Linked DNA regions of Homo sapiens: region 1 is linked to region 2. Evidence: read pairs that join two places in POLR2A ChIA-PET (ENCODE). Cell type or tissue: MCF 10A. All regions are shown on one strand. Each heading gives the region's core, and the rest is flanking DNA. Links, peaks and the distances in the headings are about the cores only.

What was found. ChIA-PET counts read pairs that join two places held together with the same protein. Peaks named below come from ENCODE experiments on the same cell type or tissue, not always from the same donor. Only the 100,000 strongest peaks of a DNase experiment are listed, where the experiment ranks them.
Region 1: POLR2A ChIA-PET joins it to region 2 with 6 read pairs; 1 of 35 experiments calls an interaction of 5 or more read pairs at or near these places.

The regions. Positions count from the first base shown.
Region 1 is chr20:39,773,235-39,778,256 of GRCh38, forward strand. All of the region lies in intron 5 of LOC105372614 (a long non-coding RNA gene), which reads left to right. Among named protein-coding and RNA genes, the nearest start is that of LINC01370, 230 kb to the right of the region's middle. In MCF 10A, for the core only: no CTCF peak of the experiment used is centred there; a DNase peak (open chromatin) is centred at 2,007.
Region 2 is chr20:39,823,225-39,828,246 of GRCh38, forward strand. No RefSeq gene overlaps it. Among named protein-coding and RNA genes, the nearest start is that of LINC01370, 180 kb to the right of the region's middle. RefSeq lists an enhancer at 2,800-2,929. In MCF 10A, for the core only: no CTCF peak of the experiment used is centred there; a DNase peak (open chromatin) is centred at 2,517.

The DNA of each region.
Region 1 (5,022 bases), core at 905-3,404, 50 kb before region 2:
GTCAGTTATTGAGTTGTGATCCCAGGAGACATCAATTCCTGGAAGTTCTGGCTGCCTTGTGGGTGGGTGGCAGCATGGGCTCGTAGAACCAGAGGAAGCCCTCAGGCAACGAAATGCAGGGCTGGCCAATTTAAGTTGGGCTAGTGTGGACTGAGGTGAGGGTGAAGAGACATGAGTGTCGCAAAGGCGAGGTCTGTCGCAGCTTCACTGAGTTGAATTTCCATCACCTGCAACAGAGAGTGCTGGGAGAATTCAGGGCCCCTCATGTGCTCTCAGACCTGATCCATGCCACCATCCAGCTTTGTAGAGAAGGCAGCACTGTTTCCCTTTCTTGAAGGATCACCCTGCCCTCTAGGTGGCATATGTGTGTACCCCAAGATCTAGACACTGAGAATGGAACTCGGTAGCCTCTCTGCGGAGAAAGACAAACCCTTATGAAGATCAGATGAGGCTTTCATTGCAGGAGGCCTTATACTATTTACCCACTGACAACTTCTTTCTCATGAAAGTTTGTTTTCAGGGTTGTGCCCTGCCTAATGTGATTTGTTTATTTTTCTTGAGTGAGAACCAGCTTTGGCTTTTAGGATTTGGCCTCAGTTGTATTTCCCATTAGTCATTTTCCCTGCAATAAATGTTGTTGGCTGTAAAGTTGGAGTCCTTTTAGCACAACTGGGAGGGGCTTGAGGCTCCCAAATATTGGCCTTTTTCTAGAGGAAGCAAAAAGAATAGCATGAGGTAAAGAAGAGTGTCTGAAGTCAGTAACTATTGTTTTGATATGCTTAGATTTTACCCCCACATCTTATTCTTTACCCACCCAAATCTTTGACACTAGAACATGAGAAGGAAAATAAGGCAGGCAGGCAGGAAGTGATGGTGGTACAAAATTAGGCTGGAGTGATGGGCAGGAACCATCTCCCTTAGTTCTAAGATCAACCCAAGGAAGGTCATGTCCTCAAGGAAGGATGGATCATTCCCACATTCAAACTGTAAACACCATCATCTCACTTTTTATAAAGGCTTTCTTATGAGCTCCTGAAGTTGAGCGTTAACTGGTAAATGTGATCGTGTACCACATTCCCCCTCCTCTCTTGCCCCAGACCCTGCCAACACTACAATCTTCATCAGATCACACCCAATCAGAGAACACTTAGTGTAGATACTAAGAGTTGGGGGTGCATTGTTCAAAATCTCTGATCTTTGGTAAAGTTCACTCATTAAGTCTGTTTTTTTAAGCATCTGATCCATTCCAGGGACCGTTTTAGACACCTGCAATAAAGTGATGAAAAAGAAAGACAGTCTCAGTCCTCAAGAAACTTCTGTTCTGATTAGATAGGCAGAAGACAAATAAGAAAGACATTAATTCAATAGTTATGCAACATCTCTGTGCCTTAGTTTCCACCAACATATGTGAAATGGAGTCAATAAAAACACCCACTTTGTGTTGTAAGAGTTAGATGACCTAAGATGGAATCGATGGAAGAGACCCTCGCTTATTCATCATTGCTCCCTGTGTATCCATTCTCTGGTAGAGGCTGAATTCTAAAGATTCTGGTCAGCAAAGCCCTAAATCTGAACATGCTTGAATCAGATGAATTCTGCAAGGGACTGGCACAGAATAGGGAACCCTTCTTGTGCTCTGGACACAAACCCTAAGCCAGGTGTACCTGGACATCATTTTCTAGGATGCACAAAGGGTCTTCATTCATTAATGCCTTGCACATGTCAGAAGGGAAGAGAGGCTTTGGGCCTCAGCCTTGCCATTCAGACCCAGCTCCTTACTGGTACAACCCTTCCATATCCCTTACTTCCAGGGCCTGGGAGCATGGTCTGCAATGCCCAATCATGTCTGGATGTGCCTCCAGGTTCAGACATTACTATCCCTGCTTTTTCTGGTTTTCATTTCCTTTTCTTGTGTGCTAGGCTTTTGAAATACATATTGCAGCCACTTGTTGCCCTGTTTTCTAAGCTGCCTTGAACTGCTGCCAGAGGCTGTTGCCAGAGGAGCTAATGACTAAGTCACTCTCCTTTTGGCCTCTGGCAGGACTGGAAATCCACTTGGGGATGGGGTAGCAAAGGCCCAGCCATCCTGAACCAATCAGGAAACCACAATAAAAGTGCCGACCAGGGAGTCAGTCACTCACCCTCAAAGCTCAGCGCTGAGCTCAGCATGGAGGTGTCCACGAGGCTGGGGATGCTCTAGTTTGCTTCTGCAGAACCACATCAGAAGCAGAGACTCAGGCACAAAGGCAGGACCTTCAGAGAAGCCTTGGGGGGTATCCCAGGGTCAGCAGGAAAGAGAAACTCACTGTGTTTCTGAGCCAGGAAAGACAGAGAACAGCAAAGAAACTCCAGGCTGTGAGCCAAAGACGGCAAACCCAGGTGAAGTAGATTATGAATAACAATAATAAATAATAGTTAACAGCTATTTTGAACTTACTTCATGTAAGGCCTTATCCAAACACTTTTAAAGTCCTACCTCATTCAGTTCTTCCAATAACCCTGTCAGATAGGCTCTATTATTTTTCTCACTTTCAGAATAGGAAACTGAGTCACAGATTTAGTTTGCAGTGGCCCAATGTTGTCCCAGTGATTCCCTCTTACAGGACAATTGCAATCCTCTTGGTTAGTAATCCTGATTTCAAAATGCATTTCCCAGTTGGTTTATTTGTTCAGGTGTATCCAGCACTTGTACTGAGAGCTCAGGATAGAGAAGATAAGACAGTCCTGGTCTTTGTCTGGCTGATTCTGATGGCCACAGCATCTCCAGCCACCCATTTTGACCTGTTCTTGTTTTCACCTTTGCTTTCCATTATTTATGGGGGTTTATAGTACAGTAAACCATTAGGTTGGTGCAAAAGTCATTGTGGTTTTTGCCTTTAATTTCAATGTCAAAAACCACAATGACTTTTGCAGCAATCTAATAGTTTCTATTTTCTGCCCATCTCCTACACCTTCATCTCTCTTGGATTTGCCATCACCTAGAATGTGCCTCTTCCCTATCTACCAATTTTGCTCTTTTGAGTTCTGCCTGTCCTCCAAGTATCACCTACAGTTTCCAATGTTGCTGCCTTCATTAAGCTTTTCACAAGAACCCCAACCTCAGGTCTTCTCTCTCTCCTCTGAACTGAGGGGATGAACACTTTGCAGCAAGTTTAGAGATTTTTACCTCATACTTCCTTGCATTGTCCATTTCCTTTATAACTGAAGAGAAATGGCCGTATCTTATCACTCTTTCAGTTTCTTCCATATGCTATTATGGAGTAGTTAAAAATAGCTTATGGATTAAGGAAATAATTTAACAAAAAGGATATGGTGGGCAGCTTCTAAGAGGGCACTATGATCCCCACCTCCTGGTATTCACGTCATTATGTAACCTTCTCCCCTTGAGTGTGGGCAGAACCTGTGACTTTCCTCTAGCCAATACAATACAGCAATACTTATAGGCTGCCACGTCTATGGTTAGGTTATGTAAAGTTGTGAATTCCATCTTGTTAGTAGACTCTCACTGGCTTTGAAGAAGCAAGCATCCATGTTGGGAAGGCCTACCTGGCAAGGAAATGAGGGCAGACTACAGCCAAGGAGAAACTGAGGCTCTCAGCCCCACAGCCATTAAAGAACTGAGTTTCGCCATCAACTCCATGAGGTTAGAAGCAGATCCTTCACAGTGCAGCCTTCAGATGAGACCTCAACCCTGGCTGACGGTTTCAGTTATACTTTGAGACACCCTGAACCAGACAGCCCATGTAAACTGTGCCCTCGTTGCTGACCCACAGAAATTACAAGATGATAAATGCATGTTGTGTTAGTCCATTATATTTGTGGTAATTTGGTACACAGTGATGGATAATACAGGAAGGTTCAGCAGACAAAGCCTTTTTGGAAGAATTCAAATGGATTGAAAAGTATAACTAAGGAAAGCAAGAGAGTGAGGTGACATTTGAGGCTGGGGAAGTGTGTGAGCAATGGCTTTATGGAATGTTCACAAAAGAGTTCCAGGCAGACCTGGAGATGTAGACAGGAAGCTAACTGGGGAGGCCTTAAAGCAAAAAGAAGAAAAAAAATACCAAGCCAGAAGAAAGAAAAATGGTGACAATGTAGAGAAATTGTGATAGTGAGGGGATACCTCCATGAACATTGAGAATGAGAGAAGACGGAGATGCTCCATTCATACCAGATGGCCTTTACCTTCGTATAAATGCAGGTTCTCAGGTTATCTGCTGAAAGCAAGAGAGGAAGAGGGCTTTTTAGTGTAACAATACTATTGATGACAATAAGTCACCATTTTACATCTCACTTAGGCCTCACAGCCTCCTTATGAGAGGTTTTATTTCCATCTACACTTTGTAGATAAAGATTAAAACATTCAGAGAGATTAAGTTACTTGCTAATTGTCATCCAGTTCAGAAGTGGCAGAATTTGGAAACAAACTCAGATCCTAGAGCCATGGTGTCATACTGAGGTTCTGGAACATTTTTCTGCAGATGCTGTGGGGAACATGCTCTTTGCCAGTGCTGTTTTACTGCTCTGTGTCAAGAGTGCTTTGGGAACAGTGACAGAAAACATGATGGGTTTAGACTCAGAAGGAGGAAGTGGTAGAAAACATGATGGGTTTAGATTCAGGAGGAGAAGGTGGTACAAAACATAATGAGTTTCACCTCAGGAGGAGGAAGTCTAGCAGGAGATAGAAACAGGCAGAAGAGAGGCTTTTTTATTGAGAAGACATGAAGTAATCTAGTGTATCAAGGTAAATTTTTCAGGAGGTGGAAGACAACCAGTGTGTGAAGGTTGTAGCTACTGGAGCATCTGCACACAGGAAAACACGAGCTTCCCAGAGACTTCAGATCAGAAAGCCTAGCTGAGCTGTGAAAGAAGACGGAAGATGAGGGACTGGCTCCAATTATAAAGTAAATCATAGAGTAAGATGGTGAATGGAGATATGTAGGTAAGGGATACAGGAAACCTGTCCACTTCATTCCAATAAACATTGATATACATGCTCATAGATTAATTGAATCTTTCACT
Region 2 (5,022 bases), core at 1,113-3,612:
TGGAGAAGAAGAACCCAGGCACATGTCCAGCAAATATGAGGACTTCAACTATGAAAGGAAAGAAAGAGAGGCACAAAGTACCATAGGCATCCAAAGAGGGCAGACATAGCCGTTTACAACTTGCAAGGGCCTGGAATGTGGTTATGGTCAGAATCCTGCAAAGGATCAAAGCTCTGGGCCCCCAAGGAGGGGTTATGTCTGAGGCTGACTAATGTCTTTAAACCTGGGCCAGCAGTGACCACAGAGGAGGCTGAGGCCACTGACATCGGCATGACCCAGGCCGGCAGATGCTGACATTCCTTTACTATGTGATTCCCACAGAGCTGGGGCTTTTCATCACGAATGAGCATTATTAGTAACCAGACTCAGGGGAGGGAGGGGGACATGTATGCAGGGAGTGAGAGGCAAAGGGAAAGTGGGAGAAAAACAGGGCTGGACACATCATGGTGCCAGGGACCCAAGGTCAAGGGGCGAGACCCTCAGGCTCGATGGCATTTGGGGTGTGGGACACTTCTGGCTGCAGGGCCCTCAGCTGCCTAGTTTAAGACTATGGGTTGTGTTTAGGGGTTACCACCTCAGTCTGGGAATGTCACTGTTCCCCTGAGACTAATATTTCTCAAGAAGCTACTGTTTCAGTCACTGAAGCCAACAGGGTCTCTACATGGGGTGACCATAGGATGTGCCACCTAAACTGGGACTTTTCAGGGTAATAGGGAGTGGGATAAATTCTAAACCCAATAGAACATTGAGACAACTGGCATGAACTGGGCCAACTGGGATGGACGGTGGCCTTGCTCATACCTCCCTGCTCTTGCGGAGGCAGTCATTGACTGACTTATTAATGTGTGTTGGGTGTTAAGAATTGCGCACGCTCATCTTCTCCTTTAAGAGGTAAGCAAATAGTAGCCCTGAAGAGTCAAGAATACTCAGGGGCTCAGTACGAAAGCAACATAGTATTCCAGTTAGAGTGCAGGTGCAGATTTGGATACTCCTTGCCTCCAATCTCACTGCCACTGTTTACTCTGAGCAGGTTGTGTTGCCTCTCTGAGCCTCAGTTTGCCCATGTGCAAAATGGGAATGATAATAATAATACTTACCTTGCCAAGTATTATAAGCTTGAATTGAAATAATGATGTAAGGAGGTTAGCATGGTGCCTGGTGCATAATAAGCAGCCACAAATGGCAGTTAATAGGATTAATTCTCAGGGATGGAGAACCCTCTAAAAGGTTGCATCAGGACTTTGCTAAACAGGCCTCTAACAGAACCTCATTCTCCATCCTCTGGGTGCTCCTCCCAGGGCCTGGTGTATGCGTCTCCTTTAGAAGGAACACACACACATTCTTCTGCCCAGGGCATGTCTTTCCCTACTTTCCAGAGGAAAATGTCCTGATTCATTTTCCCTGTCAGGAGGCTGGAAGGAACAAGCAAAAAGAAGGAGAGAATTGAGGTCATTGGTCCATCCACACATAAGCTCCAATTCAGTCTTTCCAGGGAATCACTCTGGATTTACTCACCACCAAGTGACAGATGAGAGCAACTTAGTAATTTGAAAACCTGGGAAAATAACATGTATTCTGAGATGTTCCCAGTGCTGGTTTGGAATTACTGAGCACTGTTCATTTCAGCCTTCAGCAGATCATGCCATCCTGAGTTGGAGTTGGCAGTTCTAGGGAGGTCCTGAGATTAACCCAGAGACTGAGACTGGACTCCAGGGAGTCACAGCCCAGTTCAGGCCTTAGCCAGGGTCCAGACTGTGCTTGCTGGGTTTTCAGCTTTTCCAAAACCTGTATAACCAATCCCTGCCTTGTTGTCTATCTTCGATTCTTAGCAAGGTTCCTGTTTCAAGATGCAACCACAGAGTAGAATCAATGTAAAAAGACATCTATACAGGGAGCACTGTGAAACACACAGAGGGCTACAATCTATTATTGCCAGGTGCTGGAAGATCAGGAAGAGCTAAGTAGAAGAGGCATGACATGCAAATAGGGCCTAGGAGGATGAGGATGAGTAGAGAGTTTAAGTAAGAGTGGAAAGGAAGGACATTGAAAACACAGGAACACGATGCACACAGGTAGGAAGACAAGGTGGTGTTGGCAGATAGATCATATATACATGGGTAATGCCTGGGAGCAGGCTTAGGAAAAAGCACTGCCTCAATTTGTTCTCTTATTAATTAGTCTAGTGTCTTTCTTAGTCACAGACTGTGATATCCAGGGTCCAAGATGACCTCTAATGATCTCCTCCTCCTGGTTTTCTTGTCTTTGTGTGGTCCTTACTCCCACTTAATAGGGCTGACCATGAGCCAATACGATGTTGTCAAAATTAAGGTGTGACTTCCAAGTCTAGATCATACGATATGTTTCCACTTTGCTCTCTCTTGGCTCCTAGCTGTGGGTAAAGACAGCTACCCTATCATTAGGACACTCAAGCAACCCTACGGAGAAGACTATGTGGTGAGGAACTGAGGCCTCCTGCCAATAACCAGTACCAACTTGCCAGGCATGAGACACCTTGGGAGTGGATTTTGCAGATCAGGCATGTCTTATATGAAGGCACACCTGGCCAATAGCCCATTTGTTGCTTCAACAGCCAAAACCACCCAGCTAAGCTGCTCCTGGATTCCTGACTCCTGGAAACTACATGCCAGTAAATTACCTTTACTTTAAACTCTAAATCAGAATAGACTATGTTGTGCCTTTTTTTCTTGGAGCTTCCACACAAAGGGATCTTCATCATGGACTGTTTTGCCACAATAAACAGAAGATCTCCTGGGGCATATTAAAGGGAAATGTGTCCTTAGATAACCTGGAAGCTAGATGTTTGTCAATGTGGCTTCATGTGGTTGCTTTCCTCTGCACACATTCTGCATTCTCCTCTATGCAGCTCACTTCCTTTGTACGGCTGTAAGTTTCCATTTACCTAGAACTTGCATTTGCCTATGGTTTGTGGTGGCAACCCTGGCTCTAACCTTACATGACGTTATTGATCCAGAGTCAATCTCAATCTTACCACATGTTTTGTGAGCTTACTTTATATTTTCAAGAACGAGGATGATTGGCTCCTCTTGAGTCAAGTACCTGCCCATGAACTCTTCAGGTAGGACCAAGGAGCAGTCACCCAGTATACACATGGCTCCTTAGCTTCCTTCTTTAGGAATGGACTGGAAGAATCATGACCAAATGAAGGGTTATAGATCTGGCCAGCACTTCAAACATTGCCATGTGTAGTACATGTAGCCCCAACTAAGAACTTCCCAGAAAACCTGCTGCAAGATCAAGATCAAACACTCTCTCCATTTTTATGAACACACTAGGGTGTGAAACTTTCTCTCCCGAATAAGAAGAAACTTGAAACAAAATCCTGTTGGTAGCCAGGCATTAGGATTCATGACTCAAGACCCACATTTTTACAAAAGCAATTCCAAACTCTCAAAATCAATTATGCATCATATTATATCCTCAGAATAAAATAAATATACATCCCAGAATTAATATGAAGGCATAAACAACTGCTGACAGCCTATAAATTGTATTAGGAAAACTTTGATAAACTCTTACTTTTCCACACTTCCCTCAACCTCATGACAATAACTGTTTAGATTCAACACATATCAGGGGCATATGCAGCTGGAAGTAAGGAGAGTTGGAAATAAATAAAAAGGAAAACAGCAAGAGCAGGAGAAATGAGCAGAAGGTTAATGACTTTAAAGGGGAAAAGGTCACAAGAAGAAGTGAATCTGATAGCCCTGGAAAACACCCTTTTTCCTTTCTGATAAAGGAAGGTAGCTAGGAGTGTCTTTATGAATTTACTTTTCATGCTTTCCCTCTGGTCCTTAGCAAAGAGGGGGAAATTCAGAATGAGCTATTATTTACTCAAGAAATAGTTACTGGACATCTGAAGGTGTCAGAGGCGTTCGAACCAGAGCAACTCCATCTTGAGTGAGGGCTAGGAAAATGAGGCTGGGACCTGCTGAGTTGCATTTCCAGAAAGGTATTCCTAGCCTCTAGATATTTACACTTAAGGGAACAGATTGATAATGTTTACTAAACAGATCCAGACTTGGGACTCTCCGAATATCCCGATATCTTGAGAACAAAGGCATTCCTAATTTTGCTTTAAAGATAATAATATTGGCCAGACGTGGTGGCTCATGTCTGTAATCCCAGCACTTTGGGAGGCTGAGGTGGGTGGGTCACTTGAGGTCGGGAGTTCGAGACCAGCCTGGCCAGCATGGTGAAACCCCATCTGTACTAAAAATACAAAAAAAAAAAAAAAAAAAAAATTAGCCAGTGATGGTGGCACATGCCTGTAGTCCCAGCTATCTGGGAGGATGAGGCAGGAGAATCAGTTGAACCCAGGAGGCAGAGGTTGCAGTGAGCTAAGATCATGCCATTGCACTCCAGCCTGAGCAACACAACAAAACTCCATCTCAAAATAATAATAATAATATTGATTCTTGCAAAATATAGTAATTAAGAAAACCAATCCTTTGTCACAAACCCTGTAGCAGAGCACGTCTCCCAGTGATCTTCTCTTATCCTGTATATAAACAAGCATTGTACCTAGGGTGGACATATTCCTCCTCTTACTTTCAGGAACGTCCTAGTCTGTCTATGGAGTAGCTGTTCTTTCATCACTTTACTTTCTCAATAAATGTGCTTTCTCTTTGCACTGCGGACTTGCCCTGAATTCTTTCTTGAGTGAGATTCAAGAACCCTTTCTTGGGGTCTGGATCGGGACCCCTTTCCTGTAACAGAGGGACTAAATGGAGTCATGATCTCAGGCAACTTAAAAAAAAATACAGGAGACAGTTGAACAAACAATTGAAGAAAAATAGGTTCATTGCTATATCATGGGCATTGTACAAAATTAATTATGTGTCCAGGAAGGTGGGGGGATTGAGCTCCTCACTCTGTTGAATGGGTTCATGGAAAGGGCAGTATTATGGGTTGAATTGTATCTCTCCCCCAAAAGTCCTAACTAACCCTCAGTACCTCATAATGTGACCTTACTTGGAAATA